Linked DNA regions of Mus musculus: region 1 is linked to region 2. Evidence: chromatin loops called from intact Hi-C (ENCODE). Cell type or tissue: gastrocnemius. All regions are shown on one strand.

Evidence for each region. A loop is a pair of places that touch in the nucleus more often than their neighbours do. Peaks named below come from ENCODE experiments on the same cell type or tissue, not always from the same donor. Only the 100,000 strongest peaks of a DNase experiment are listed, where the experiment ranks them.
Region 1: it touches region 2 in a loop (1.9-fold over the local background); 6 of 42 quality-filtered maps call a loop at or near these places.

What each region holds. Positions count from the first base shown.
Region 1 is chr2:33,361,708-33,369,707 of GRCm38, forward strand. The region is part of intron 1 of Ralgps1 (Ral GEF with PH domain and SH3 binding motif 1); the gene reads right to left. Among named protein-coding and RNA genes, the nearest start is that of Ralgps1, 5.8 kb to the right of the region's middle. In gastrocnemius, no CTCF peak of the experiment used is centred here; a DNase peak (open chromatin) is centred at 4,218; H3K27ac peaks cover 1,273 bases.
Region 2 is chr2:32,985,865-32,993,864 of GRCm38, forward strand. It overlaps Garnl3 (GTPase activating RANGAP domain-like 3), which reads right to left. Exons shown (of 30, transcript NM_001355200.1): 27 at 6,259-6,397; 28 at 4,700-4,915; 29 at 3,642-3,768; 30 at 361-966. The coding sequence ends at 792. Among named protein-coding and RNA genes, the nearest start is that of Slc2a8, 7.8 kb to the left of the region's middle. In gastrocnemius, a CTCF peak has its summit at 4,462 (motif pointing right); a DNase peak (open chromatin) is centred at 3,670.

The DNA.
Region 1 (8,000 bases), 380 kb after region 2:
GTCCTAACACACTGAGCTGAACTGAACTCCCCAAATGCAATAAGAGGAAATTAAAAATACATAAAGTCAACAAACCTGGAATAGGTACCTTTATCCATACGGCTCCATTTCCACAGCTTGCCTGTGACTCAGGTCTTACTCTAAGGTGTCTAGGGTGTGAAGGAGGTACCTACCAAGGCGAAAGAACCCCAACTCTCTCCTAGCCTCACCCTGGATAATGAACCTCTCTGAGCTTCCACTGTCTTCAGTGAATCAATCACTTTTATCCTGTCCCATCAACACAAGGCAGAAATAACTGCCACCGAGACACTGGGCACAGTGAAGTACTCCAGTAGGATACTAGGGAAGGGACCTCTGAACCAACATGGAGTCACACCAGTCCATTTTCTTCAACAGCTCATTCCTCACTCATTTAACTGCCAGATACCCACACAACAGCAGCATATCTAAAGAGCTTTCTCTCTTTTTTTCTTTTTTCTTTCTTTCTTTTTCTTTGTTTTGTTTTGTTTTTGAGACAGGGTTTCTCTGTATAACCCTGACTGTCCTGAAACTCACTCTGTTGACCAGGCTAGCCTTGAACTCAAAGATCTGCCTGCCCCTGCCTCCCAGAGATCTGGGATTATACCAGTTCATTTTTTAGTTCTACAAGCCTGACTAAAAGCCAGCCTAGGGCAAATAAATACCCGGAAAAAAATTAAGAAAAGGAAGAAGTAAAGAAAGGAGAGGAAAAGTTACAAAGAAGACAGTGAAGGAAATGGTTAAAACAGAGAAAGTCACTAACTCCACATAACATTTTATCACCACAAAGAAGAAAAACAAGTTCTTCTGAATTTATTAACTTGTTTTCCATAAATATTTAATTCAAAAATGTACTAACTGATCTCCCTTGTCCTACTTACCAGACGCCACAAAAGTGGGTAAGAATTATCAGGCCCAATACAAGTGGACTTAAAGATGCTTGTTATTGCCCCTCCCTTCCACCTCATTTCCAAGAAACCTGTGATTGTCAAGGCCAAGCATCTAAATTTCCTTCCCATTGCCTGGGGCTGCAGGTATAGCTCTGTGGTTAAGAGCATTGGCTGCTCTTCCAGAGGACCTGGGTTCAGTTCCCAGTACCCACATGGTGGCTCACAATTGCATCTAACTCCATTTCCAGGGGATTTGATGCCCTATTTTGGCCTCCATGGCCACGGCATGCACATGCCCTCCCACACACACACACATATACACATGAGAAAGAAGACTGTTATATTCACTGTCTAGAATCATATAACAATAAAACAGGAAGGACCAGGACCAGGACCAGGACCAGGACCAGGGAGCTCCTGGACAGGCCCTGCCCACAGTGTCTCTCCCATTCTAGTACTATCCACCGCCCTCCTGAGATCAAGACCACATTCTTTGAACAATGAGTCACACAGCTTTCACCTGGGATCATTGGTAGCCCCCAAAAAGGCATCCCAGAACCCATAACTCTGATGAAAAAGGAGTCTCATCCTAGCACACATGTGCAGTTGCTCTTGAGCAAACCCTCTGGCAAGTGCTGGTTGGTGTCATCTCCTGGAAACCTCACGAGGGCCACGCTGAGGGAAAATAAGAAAACACTGTGCCTGGAGCACCCCCTCAGCCTCTCTGATGCTAGCTCAGGAGATAAACTTCCCTGACAGGGCAGGTGAGCACAGAAGCCCTGCAGAAGAATGAAGGACCTGGGTCTGTATGGTCTCTGCTCTCCTGGTGCAGATGAGACAAGCCCAGCTAGTGGCCCGTGGGTAAGCTCAGGGACTCCGACTCTGCTCAGGTAAGTAGGGTGCTTACCTGACTCTGGGCTTAGCACCTCCTTTATGAAGAGGTAGGAAGAAAGGAGAGTGGCTCACAAGCCTGTAGGAGCACCCTCGGGATGGCTGGGGACATTGATCAGCACCACTCACACTGTGCTAAGACCAGAAGAAACAGTCAGAGAGGCAGTGCTTGGTGCTCCTCCAGACAGCTTCCTTCCAGGTACTGTGCTAAGTGCCCCACTGTACCCCACTGCAAAGCCCCAACTCAGAGAATACTCATCTTACAAGGCAGGAAAGACACTTGCTGTGGGTGACACAGGTTGTCTGCGGCAGCTATAATGTCAACCCAGGTCAGCCTACTCCAGAGCCTAAATCTGCTCAGCCATTTCATTCTCTGGCTTCTGTGGAGGTTAATCACCTCCAGTCATCCTCCATTTGCACTAAAGGGCAGGACAGGACTGAATCATCCCCATGTGCCTATTGTCCAGAGCAACATACGTCCCATGGCAGGAGCCACAGAGTGGAGAGTGAGTGCTCACCTGGAGAAAGATCAATGAGTGCCCACAATGACAGTTACGGAAGTACATTCTGTGAGCCCTGCAGATCCAAACAATGTACTCTGGCCCACGTCAAAGTCCACAAGTTGGGGTGGAGAGATGGCTCAGTCATTAAGAGAACTTGCTGATCTTCCAGAGGACCAGAATTCAGTTCCAAACACCCCCATGAGGGTGCACAACCACTTGTAAGTCCAGATCCAGGGGATCTGATACCCTCACTTCTACACGCCACTGCACATACAAAGCTCACATAGTACACTCCACTGCACATACATAGCTCACATAGTACACTCCACTGCACATACACAGTGCACAAAAACTCATATAGACACACACAGATTACATAGATAGCTAGATAAATCAACCAATCGATCTTTTTTTTTTAAGATTTATTTTTTATTATATGTAAATACACTGTAGTTGTCTTCAGACACACTAGAAGAGGGAGTCATATCTCCTTACGGATGGTTGTGAGCCACCATGTGGTTGCTAGGATTTGAACTCAGGACCTTCGGAAGAACAGTCAGTGCTCTTAACCACTGAGCCATCTCTCCAGCCCCTCGATCGATCTTTTTTAAATCTATAAGCTACCCTAGGCCTCCTTCCTCCAGCCCAGCTACTGGCAGGCTGAGAACGGAGGGGATAGAGGTACATGTCAGCAATATGACCTGCCCATCTTCAGGCCTATTTTCCCCCAGCTCTGCACACTCTAAAGACTCCACAGGATAACTGTTGCAGCCACACCTGCAGCCATGGACCTGTCTTTGATAAGCACTTGGAAATGTGGATAGAGTCCAGAGACTAGGATGACTCAGAGAAAAACCATAGGCAACCATGTTTAGGACACATGACTCATTCTATCATGCCATGGCCCAAGACCCCTATTTTGGCAGAGCCTGGGACTCAGCAGCAAGCCGACTTTCTCCGAGCACTAAGAAACACAGGCATAATGCCATAAATACAATAACTCAGTGCACGGATCACAGTATGCACATGATGACAGTGAAGAACTAAGTAGCTTCACAAAGGAGGAAACATGAAGCCAGGTAGTGGTGGTGCACACCTTTAATCCCATCACTATGGAGGCAGAGGCAGGCTGATTTCTGAGTTTGAGGCAGCTTGTTTTACAGAGTGAGTGCCAGGATAGCTAGGGTTATACAGAGAAATGCTGTTTTGAAAACAAAACAAAACGGAGGAAAATGGAGGCTGGGGAGACCCCTCTCCAAGTTTCCCAGGGAAGTCATTGTTCACTGCTCACCCCTACTGCTAGGCCCAGCACTTAGCTCTGTAACTACTGACTGGAGTATCTCTCTCCACACAACCTGTGAACAAGGTAAGGCCGTATGTCTGTATGCCTGCACACTATGTCTCCACGCTCACCTTCAAGTGCCTGGTGAGCATCTATCTGCCGGCAAGGACTGGAGCCCACTTGGGGCTGTGAGCCAGGGCAGCTCACCTGCTCCAGACATCCATAAGGCCTGACACTGTGCATGCTTTGCAAGCATGATGTCTTCTCCCCTCGCAAAGCTCAAGACTGATTATCACCACCCAGGACCAGTAAGTAAACTGCCCATGTCATACAGCCAGTAAGTACCACAGCTAGACCCAAGTCACAGGCTACATGGAAAATCAGTTTTCAATCCCAGCGTGCAAATCCCCTTTCCTTTCTCTTTCAGTTTTCTGTCTCACATCCAAGTACACGCACTGCCCTTTAACCTATTGTTCACTGGGACTAGAGCCATTTCATCCCTAGAGAAAAGGGGACATCTCTTGTTAGTCTTCTAAACAATGACTACTAGGCAGGAATGAGTAAACACCATGTGGGAGGGGTGGGGGTATAAACCAGTGCTTACAGTATCAGAGGACTTCTATGTACCAGCTGGAGCGGTCCCCACTGCTGGGAACCTTTCCAGACTAAAGTCAATGGATATACAAAGGGGCAGGTGGTGTGTACAGACTGCTGCAAGAGAAAAGAATATAGAATAAATAACCGATTACAGCCGCCTCCTCCAAGGAGAGGACTTGGAACTGCCAGCTTGAGGGAAGACAGACACCTAACATCTGAGCCCCCTACTTGCTTAAAATACTCCCTGTAAGTTTTGTTTAAGCTTGTGAGATAAAAGTTTTAGAGCACTATTTAAAAGAACAGACTGTGAAGGAGAAAGCTATGTGAACACACGCACGAGTGCTGTCTGCACTGAGACTGCACAGGACCGGAGGGCAGCCTGTTTTCTCTCTCTTTCTAAGTAGCTCACTGAGAATTTCACACATCATATTCACCCCAACTCCTCCCAGGCCCACTCCTTCCCTAGCCACGGAACTCTGTGTCCTCTCTGCTCTTGCTTTAAATCCACCAAGTCCAGCTTGTGCTGCTCATATATTCGTGCATGTGTGGGACTGCACTGGAGCACAGCAAACATACCAAGGGCTACCTGGAAAGAAAACTGACTCTCACCTCTTCCAGCAGCTATCAGGTGCTAATGGCTCCTGAGCCAGAGGTGGGACCACCTCTCCTTTCTATGCTGGAATTTGGTCTGGCTTAGGCTTGCACAGATCTTGTACATGCTGCCGCAGCTGCTATGAACTCCTATGTGCAGCTGCCCTGCTGTGTCTGGAAACACTGTTTCCTCAGAGTCATCCCCCACCTATGGCTCTTACAGTCTTTCCATCCCCTTCCTCTTTAATGATCCTCAAGCCTCAGTGGGAGGAATGTGATACAGATGTCCCATCTAGGGCTGAGCTTTCCACCGTCTCTTATTCTCTGCACCTTAACAAGTGTGAATCTCTGTGTTAATTGTCATCTACTGTAAGAAGCAACTTCTCTAATGAGGGGAGGGCTGAAGGATGCTCTTCTCTACAGGTATAATGATAGGTATTAGGAGTTCTTACCTGGGGCATATGACCAATCTAGTCACAGATTCTTGGCCCATAATGGTTCCAGGTATTGGTCATCATGTGAAATGGGTCTTAAATCCAATCAGAAAAGGATCAGTTACTACTGTGACATTCACGCCACCAGTGCACCAGTGGGCGTGTCTGCCAGGCCAGGCACTGTAGTTCACAGGGTTGCCAGCTGGTAAGATCAATGATCACTTTCCTCCTCTGGTGAGTGTCCCAGGCCTATGAAACTGTGAATAAAGCTTCCAGCTAGGTTTCTCTGTGGTCTATGATTCAATTATGTGGCCTCTTCAACAATGGGGTCTTAACTTCAAGTTCTGAAGAGCAGCTAATAGTACTGGCAAGAGCCTATAATGTTCTGAGGGTCTAAGGAATCTCACTGACTAAAGAGGTAACTGAGTCCTGGAACTGAACTTTTTATTTGTTAGTCTGTGGAGTCCAGTGAGCACTGGTACCTTGTTACAGAGTAACCCTATTTTAGTTCTGTGTGTGTGTGTGTGTGTGTGTGTGTGTGTCTATGTGTATTGGTTTCCATGACTTTGTCATTTATCCCTCTCTGTTTTCTCTCACCCTGCCCTTCCATCCCTCACCCCAACTTATCTCTTCCTGCATCACAGTTTTTGCCTTTCATGTTGAATCTCACAAAGTCCACTACAGCACTGTGATATTATCATTTTCTTGCTTGAGACCAGGTCTAATTATGGCCTTAAAAGCACAGAGATTGGGATGGAGAGATGGCTCAGTGGTTAAGATCACCGGCTGCTCTTCCAGAGGTCCCAAGCTCAATTCCCAGCAACCACATGGTGGCTTACAATCATCTATAATGGGATCCAATGCCATCTTCTGCTGTGTCTGAAGATAGTGACAGTGTACCCACATATATGAAATAAATATGGCCAGACCAAGTAGAGGGAAGGGGCACAGAGATCTGTCTGCCTCTGCCTCCTGAATGCCAGGATTAAAGATGTCCACCACCACATCTGGCTGTGACATTCTTGTGCAACAGACAAAACATATGCTGAAGGTACAGCAGACTTGTGAGCAGGGGAGACAGTCAGCCAGACTGATTTCCTAAAGAATAGCCTTCATCTGCTCCTTCAACAAAGATTTGGTAACTTCCTACCAGGTGCCCAAAAGGAGCAATATTGCTCTGTTTTATTTTCTGAAACAGGCTGTTGTGAGCTGCCTGATGTTGAGTGCTGTGAACTGAAAACTCAGGTCCTCTGGAGCAAGTGTCCCAACCACTGTGCCACCTGTTCAGCCTGTAGACAGATTTTTTTTTTAAAGTAAACCATGGGCCACTGACTTCCACCTTCCTGCTTTTCTGAAAAATGTTAAGATTTTCAGCTTGCCAATCAGAAGGCAGAGTTAGTCCTCCTAAGGATCACACTGTCCAGCGCTCTTCCACTCAGCTAAGAAAGCGTAGCTCTGCAGAGAAAAGGAGACTTATTTGAGGTTATATAAGAGGCAAAGGCCTCAGAATTCCTGGTCCTCCTCTCCTTGTGCCACATGCTGTTCTGTGTAACCAATGTTGGAAGCTGGGCAGCCAGGGGCTGGGACAGGGAGGGAAAGGTTCCAGTGCTGGGTGCCATGGAATTGCAGTACCTTCAAATGGCTTGTTGTGTCTTCAGAACAAATTTACAAGGTAAATCAGGCTTGCTCTTCATTTTTACAGCTAAGGAAACCAAAACTCTGAGAAAGTAAAAAGCTGGTGTTAGGTCATACAGCAGAAGGAACAGTGGGAGGCTTCAAGCCAATCTGCCTGCTTACCAAGCCAGAGCTGTAAGGAACACGCTGGGGACAGATCACAACAGTTTTCTATTATGCAGTTTTCTCTCAGCTCTGAATGCAGTTGCCCTAATAACAAATTAAAAAGCTAACTATGAAAAAAATAAAGTCAATTATGAGGCAAGTGAAAGGGCTCAGAGGTTATAAACAGAGGTTATAAAGGTGCCTACCTCCAAGCCTGAGAACCCGATACGGTAGAAGCAGAGAACAGACTCCCACAGGTTATCCTCTGACCCTCACATGCACACTGTTACATGCACAGAAATACACATAAATGTAATAAAAATATTTTTAAGAAGGGAAAAAACTAACCATCTAATTTTCTGATATGCAGGTTTGGAGCTTTGTTTTAACACAAAGGACAGGAGAAAGTCCCTAGGTGACACATAGCTTCTGCCAAGACAGGATGGGACAACTCGCGCTGCTGCTTCTAGACCTCGCACCTGCCACACAAGTGCTTCTGGAACAGGAGCCTATCCCTGCAACATCCCATGATGCTCTGAATCACCAGTGCCAATGGTAGCAAGGGAAGCCAGCATCATGGTATTTGGTCCCCCCAAAAGTCCCACGTTTCTAAAATGAAGGCAAATGCAAGCTAGCAAAGAAGTTTCTGCACCTTGTCTTCAGTCCATATAACCCAGGGTGAAAGCATGTCAGGTTAGATTAGCCAAGCACTCTCGAGGAAACACAAGGCACCCAAAGGTCACACACAGATAAAGGGTACTTCTGGAGCACAGAGGCCCTACCATATTTCTCCCTTCTGTCTCCATAAATACCTAATGAAGGTCTGCCGTGCTCTTCATCCTAAAGTCTTCTTTCTGAAACGTGGCAGAATCAAGTTGGTAGTGGGAGTATTCCAATGGGCTCTACTATAGGCCTAGCCCATCAGCTAAGATCCACACTGGACCTGGGGTCCAAAGGTCAGCCAACAAGGGAAACACGCTTCCCTTTCCATTCATCATGGCTCCCCAGGCTGCAT
Region 2 (8,000 bases):
GTATCTATAAGAGGAAGAACAATTGCTGGGTTCACATGAAAGAACACAGCAGGGCTCAGCTCAGCAACAGCCTGTTTGCCTGGTGCATGCAAGGCCTGGGGCTCCACAGCCGACACTGCAAACCAAACCAAACAAGGTGGACCCACTCAAGTCAGGGGATCTGGACGCTCTCAACGGCAAGGATGCAGGGTTCCCGGCATCACGACCTCCCAGTCGTGAGATGAATTATCCTAAGACGCTGACGGGTGCCCTGGCCTTGTTGTTTGAAAGCAGAGGAAGCAGGAGGCTTCATTCATCTTTCCCAGGGCTCCAGGCAGGAGTGCAGGGGGCCCCACCCCAGTGAACAGGCAGTAACAGGGCCAAGAAAGAAAGCTTATTTATATTATAGTAAAATTAAAAAGCAGCATCTTTTTTTCCATAAAAGAAACATTATATGACATAAGTCAAAATTTTCGAAAAAAATAATTTCCATCTAAACCTATAAAATATGAGAAGGGTTGCAGAGAATAAGAATGAACGTTTTTGATTTATTCAAAGTTTTGATCTAAAACCTTAATGAAATCTACCACCTTTATTACAAGGGGACCGACGGTTCTTGAATGGAAAGAAACAGGGTCGAGAAAGATGGCACTGGACACTGGAGAAGTGACCCACCGGCTGAGGGCGCAGGAGGTTTGGTCCGTGGATCGCTGCCTGGCCGAAGGCGCGCTGTGTTGAGACTGGACGTTGGAGCTGCTTGAACAGTATAAATTTGCGTAAGAAAACTAAGGATGGCCAATAGGGCATAGACTCTATTTCAAGTCAATGATGTCTTCCTCTGAGGAGGCCATGAGCTGGAAGGGGCTGCTGCCTGAGCCCGGGCTGCCCTCTTTATCCACCCCAGCGTCCTGCTCAGAACTTGCCCAGTGGTTGTGGCCCTCGGGATTGGCTTCTGATGCCGGACTTTCCAAAATTCCTGATGGGATCCTGGAAGAGAGAAGCTGCTGTCACAGGGTGGGAGGACCGAGGTGAACAAGTGCAGGGTTTCACTTCTTAGGGAGTCTGTGATCCCACAAATGCCCCAGAGCCCTGAATGCTGCCCTCCACCCTGTCCACGTGACCTCCTGCGGCCTCCCTAGCACTCTGTGAAGCTGGTCCCTTCTTCTCTGTGTCCCTGGCCATGCACCGTGCTCAGAGCAGTGGCTCAGAGTCCTGTTATCTGTGCCCGTTCTTACCATGCGGTCCAAGCCAGGCCTGTGCTGCTTCCTCTGTTCTTGACCCTTAGCCAAGTGGGCCTTCTACCTGCCTTCCTACCATGATTTATTGTTGTTGTTGTTTATCATTATTTTTATTTTATGCAAATTGATGTTTGGTATGCATGTATATCTTTATACCTGTGCATCTCTGTGCCCTGAGAGGCTAAAAGAGGGCATTGGGTCCCCTAGAACTGGAATGACAGATAATTATGAGCTACCATGTGAGTACTGGGAACTGAACTGAGTCCTCAAAGATCAAACAATAAATGCTGTTAACTGCGGAGATATCTTTCCAGCCCCTTAATATTATTACTGTGAACCAGGGTCATGCTAGCCTTGAACTTACAATGATTCTTCTGTTTCTACTTCCTAGGTGCTGATATTCCAGGCCTGAGCCATCATGCCCAGCTACTTACAGTGGGTTTGTTGCTGTTTGTTTAACACTCTTTATTTGTTAGGTGGTGGTGCTGCACACCTTTAATGCCAGCATTCAAGAGGAGGCAGAGGCAGAGGCAGAGGCAGAGGCAATTTGACAATGAGACATATCTACTCCTGACAGCACCCCCTTCTTAGTTCAAAGAAGAATTGAGCATCTTCACATCCAAGCAAGGTTGCTTATTGTGACAAGGTAGCCACTGAGTGGAAACTGCCTATTTCATCTGCAGAATAAATACTATCCAGAAAAAGGACACATTATGCAAAATAGTCAACTGTTGACTCTGCCAAGACAGGGTATGCAGGTAATTCTATTTTGCTAGGGTCTGTCAGATGACCCTGGGCCAGCATGCTAAAGACTGATGCTACAAGGTTTTGAGTAATTAATGGGCTGTCCAGGCAGTCGGCTGTTTCTACGGTTGTTTGAGAAGCTATGTTTGGTGCTTCCTAAATACCCAGGTAATGTTTAAATAGTTTTCAGATTTCTGACGGGACTGAAGACTAGTTTTAGTCTCAAAATTATACTCAAGTTGTTTAACATTAGGAGAGAGGTTATAGAGTGGAAGACATGTTTTCAGATAGCACTGTCAGCTAAAGTCTAACATACTCCAGTTAGAATCATAATTCTTTCAGTTAGGAGTGATGGTAGAGTACTTTATCTAATTAACAAATATGATGGACTGGATGTCATTTTTATATCATACTATATAATTTACATGATTGTTATGTCTGGGAGAAGAGTTTTTTAAAAATATTTTTTATTGGACAGAAAAGGTGAGGTGTAAGGGGCAGTGCTTATGTTAAAGTCCTGTTCCCCACTTGGTTTTTGATCTGTCAGAAAGCCTTGGGCCAGTTGCTGGGCGGAGGTAAAGGTGGGACTTCTGGGCCCTGCAGGTAGAGAGGGAGATGTAAGGAAGGAGGACGGAGTTCTCGATGCTTTGGAGAGAGGAGAACTGGGCAACCAACTGAGGTCTTGGGAGGAACTGGGGCCTGTGGCTACTACTACAGGTCAGGGATGATTGGCAGGGACTAGGTGGGACGAGCCACTGAAGTTTAGGGCAGGTGGGAGGTATGGAGCTAAGAATATAGATAAAGGCTCGTTTTCCAGGTGGGAGATAGCAGTGCCCAGCAATTGTGCCAGAGGCAAGTAGAAAAGGGATGAACTGTGTGTTTATTGTTTGTCCTGGATTCAAGGGGAGCTGGGTAGGGATTGGTATTGTGATCACCTCTCGGAGTAAAGGCGGTTAGAGCTTAAAACTACATGCCACAACCTTTTCTAAAAAAAACAAAAAACAAAAAACAAAAAACAAAACCCATCTCTTTCTGTATTGTTTTTTTCTCACACACATGTGTACATTTGTGTGTGTGCATGTGCACAGTTTTGTGCGTGTCAGGCAAGGCTCTAGCTGAGCTGCCTCTAGTCTCTCAATATATTTTAGTGAACATTTGCTTGATTGCTGGTGACAGTGTTCTCTTATCTCGGCCCTGTGCTGTCAGCTGTCCTTTCTGGGACCTTCATAGTGGGGTGGGTACTGACCCTGTAGGGTGCTGGGCTAGTAGACTCTTGGTGTTAGTATTCCTTCTAGGCTTTGCCCCACAGTTACCTGGCAATAGCCAGGTATGCCTGATTCACTATAAAAGAGGCTGCTTGCCCCTTCTTACTCTTTTATCCTCTTACTCTCTTACTCTCTGCCTCTTCTCCCTCTTTCCCCACCTATCCCCCCTCTCTCTCCACATGCTCCTGGCCAGTCTCTCCCCCCCACCCCCTCTTCTCTGTCTTTCTCTGTTTCTACTCCATCTTCAACTCCCCTCCCCATTCCCTAAATAAACTCTATTCCATACAGTATCTGTTGTATGACTAGTACCTGTCTCTATCAAACATATCCTGGCTCTTTCTTTCTTTTTATAAACATAACACCTGGGCATGCTGGCGTCTGCTGGCCACCATCCAGCAGAGCAGGGCCTTCTTACCTGTCACTACTAGCTGACCTCACAGTCTCTGGCTTGGGGCCTCCTTGGCTTTCTTCCAACCGCTTCCGGGTTTTTGATTTGGCCCTTGGTGCTCCCTCTGTTTTGGTTCCACCATCATCAGAGAGGCCTACATTATAGAGGAAAACCACAGGCCAGTGGACCATTACCACAGGGGACAGAAAGTTCTTTGCAAATTTCACACAGGCATATCATAAGTTTTGATCAAATCTACCCCACTTCCCTCCAGTTTTCCTGCCCACTTTATTTTATTTTTGGTTTTTTGAGACAGGGTTTCTCTGGGTAGCTCTGGTTGTCCTGGACCAGAGCTTTGTAGACCAGGTTGGCCTCAAACTCAGAGATCCACCTGCCTCTGCCTCTGCCTCTGGACTGCTGGGATTAAAGGCGTGCGCTGCCTTTTGTTCTCATTGCCTGTTTCCCCTGTTAACATGGCTTGGTATGCTTTCTGTCCTAGTACTAGAGATTACCACCATCCCTGGTGGGAAATGGTACAGTATTCTCTGGTGTAGATGTAATTATGATTGACAGATTTATAAATCTCTTCTGAAGGGAGTTTCTTTACATTACTTTATCATATCATTTGTGTGTGGATGAGAGGACAGCTTGAGTCAGCTCTCCTTCAGCCATATATGTCCTGGAGCTCCAACTCAGGCTGTCAAATTTGAAAGGAGTGCTTGAACTCTCTGAGCCTCCTCACTGGACCCATTGTCCACCCCACCCCCCTTTAAAAGATGTCATTTTCTTTCTTTTTTAAAACGTATTTATTTATTATGTATACAATGTTCTGCCTGCATGTATGCCTGCAAGCCAGAAGAGGGCACCAGATCTCACTATATAGATGGCTGTGAGCCACCCTGTGGTTGCTGGGAATTGAACTCAGGACTTTGTAAGAGCAGTCAGTGCTCTTAACCTTTGAGCCCTCTCTCCAGCCCCTCATGGTTCTCTTTTAACCTCTGGGTTTTGAAAGTGATAGACAGCCAAAGGTGAAACCGCTGGTCTAGTCACAAGCCGTGGGGACAAAGCCTGGCAGCCATGGTTACCTAGCAGTTCCCTGCGGGTCCTGCTTGCAATCTCTTTAATTTCCATGCGGGAGAGGGACAAGGAATGCGTGACAGGAATGGCAGCGACTCCAAGGCCGATGGAGGTGGGCGGGGTGATGACCTTGGAGACTAAGGGTGATTTCAGAGGTCGCTCGATGCTTCTGCCCACAAGGTTTCTAAGTGGAATCTTGTACAGATTTTTAGACTGAATTTCACCTGAAACACAATTCGGAAAAGACCAGAACTTTAGGCTCATGTAATTATAACGGAACAACTTCTTTCTTTAAAAGTTTTAAAGTACAAGCTGGGCAGTGGTGGTGTTTGCCTTTAAGCCCAGCACTATGGAGGCAGAGGCAGAGGCAGGTGGGTCTCTGACTTTGAGGCCAGCCTGGTCTATACAGAGAGTTTCAGGACAGCCAGGGCTACATGGAGAAACCCTGTCTTAAAAAAAAAAATCCAACAAACAAACAAACAACAACAACAAAACCAACAAACCAAACAAAACTCCCCAAAAGGTTTAAATTACATTTATTGTATGTGCACATGTGTCCATGTATGGAGGTCAGATGTCCCAGGACTCAGCTCTCTTTTTCCATCTGTGACACAGGGATCCAACTCAGCTCGTCAGGCCAGATGGCAAGTGCCTTTACCTGCAGGACCATCTTGCTGGCCTGAAAATAACTCCTTGTTTCTTCACATAATTAGCATGAAGATGCTTCCTTCCTTTTTTTCTATTAATTTATTTTTTTATTCACTTTTTTCCCGATTGCTGCAAAGCTTCCCTTTTCTTGAGTGAATTTGATAAAATACACTTGCTGCCAGTTGTGCTTACACAGAAAAATAGTCAAGGCAAGGAGAGCAAGGACCTGCGCCTGGGACACTCATCCTAACAATAAACAATAAAGATGACTGATGGGCAAGGAGTTACAAAAACCCTTGCTGTTCCCAGCCCCACAGGAATTTGGCAAAGGCCTCTGAGATATCAGCAAACCTAGAGTGACACACTGTGGCCTGAGGGCTGAAGATTTAGCCTCAAAACCCACTAGCACCCCCATGAAACCCACTATCTCCCCTATGAAACCCACTAGCCCACCCCCCAGGAGAAACACATGAAGCTTGCAGCTGCATGCACTCTGGAACACTGAAGCAATGTTTTGCATAACAGGATTTCGCCTGTTTTTGTTTGTTGTCTGAGTACGTGTGGGATTCTCTGTTTCATTCACCGCGCAAGTGTTGGGAGCAGAGCCAAACAAGTTCTTCCTTTTTAGACAGTGACAATGTCAACAACTACTTCTTGTACAATTTTGTTTTGTTTTTTCTTTTTTCCAAGATGGGACTTTTCTGTGTAGTCCTGGCTGCCCTGGTATTCGATCTGTAAACCAGACTGTCCTGGAACTCAGAGATCTGCCTGCTTCTGCCTCCTGCGAGCTGGGATTAAAGGCGCATGGAGCTATGCCCGGCCTGAATAGTACTTTTATAGCAGGTGTAGCTCTGACAATAACCCTAAGACCTCAGGCTCTAAAGCGTGTATTAAGAAGACAGGAAAAGCTAGACTTTACCTTCCCCCAGGGAAGAAGGAAACAGTGGAGTGTCCCGGGCTGGTGGTGTCTGAGGAGACGTGTGGGCACTGGCTCCCTTTGAGCTGCCTCCAGATGAGCCTTCATGCACAGTCGTGGCTGCTGTGAAGTATATATCTGACTGGAAAGAAAGAGGAAGCGTTACCAGCTGCCCTGTGTGCCAGGCTCTGCACACACTGGCTGTCCTGCACCCCTGCCAAGGCCCTGACTGGTTCCCAGGCTAGAGCATGACTTCCTGACCGTCAGAGCATGCAGTGCAGGTCTGCATCTGACCCAGCCATATCATATTTCCCAAGGTTTGCTTTCCTTCTCTCTGCACTTGCCTCACATCACAAACACAACACAAGGCACGCACACTTCCCTCAGGAGTCTCAGGATTGGGACAGACCTCGGGGATTCCATCAGGACCATTCTGCAGTGAGAAAAATGGATGCTTGCTTCACTCAGTCAGCAGATACGCCAGCATAGCTGTCTGTCTGCTGATTTTGGTGACCACAGTAATGGGACATTACATGTGTCTCTGAGAGCCAGCTCTCAGGAATTTCACAAGTCTGATCTTAAACATGGCTATCAATAAAAATTTAAAGCTATAAAATTAGCTTTGTGTTGTTTATCCACATGTGTGTGCCTTATGCATGACTGTGTATCTGCAGGGAGGGAGGAGTAGGGAGGAGGGAGGACGGAGGAGGGAGGCAAGTATCCTGCTCCATCTCTCGGCACCTTCCTTCCCTAGGACTGGGTATCGCTGAAACTGGAGCTAGGCGGTGGCCAGTAACCCCCAGTAACCATCCTGCCTCTGTCCAGTATTGCACACACCAGATTAATAGGCATGCTTGTGGCCACACTTGGAATTTTACATGAGTGCTGGGGACTTGAACTCAGGTCCTCATGCTTGCTCTGCAAACACTTTTACATGTTGAACCCTCTCCCCAAACAAATGGTATAAACTTAAATATGTCAGAATTAACATCAGAATCTAACCATTCTTAATTATTTGGCTATATTTACTGTTACTTGGGAACTCCCCTCTGGCTTTTCCTGATTCTGGTGTCATCATATCCAATGGATGGACTCTCAGCATCAGATACCAGTATGAAGTTAGATAAAACTGTGTTGAGCAGGCAGTGGTGGCGCACGCCTTTAATTCCAGCACTTGGGAGGCAGAGGCAGGTGGATTTCTGAGTTCGAGGCCAGCCTGGTCTAGAGAGTGAGTTCCAGGACAGCCAGAGTTACAGAGAAACCCTGTCTCGAAAAACCAAAAACCCAACCCAACCCAACCCAAAATGTATTGAGTCTAGGGCAACAGCCAGATTAAGTTCTAGTTTAAGAGGTGTGATTTGTTTCTGGTGAGAAATATATTTTTTTTAAAACTTGTTTAATTTTATGTGTATGTGTGTGTTTCCAAATATATGTCTTAGGTACCATGTACATGCAGAAGGACTAGATCCCCTGGAACAGACATTGTGAACCACCACACGGGTACTGGGAATTGAACCTGGGTCCTTTGCAAGAATACTAAGGGATCTTAACCACTGAGCTATCTCTCCAGCCCAGAAGTTAATTCAACAGTTGATTACACATTAGGTGTTTTTATTTCTGAGTTACAGTTTTACTTGTATCGCAGACTAGCTTGCGCATCACTAGGCAGTTCAGACTGGTCTCAAGCACAACAGCAATCCTCCAAACAGCTTGTAAGTGCTGGGCTTGCAGATGTGAGCCACATA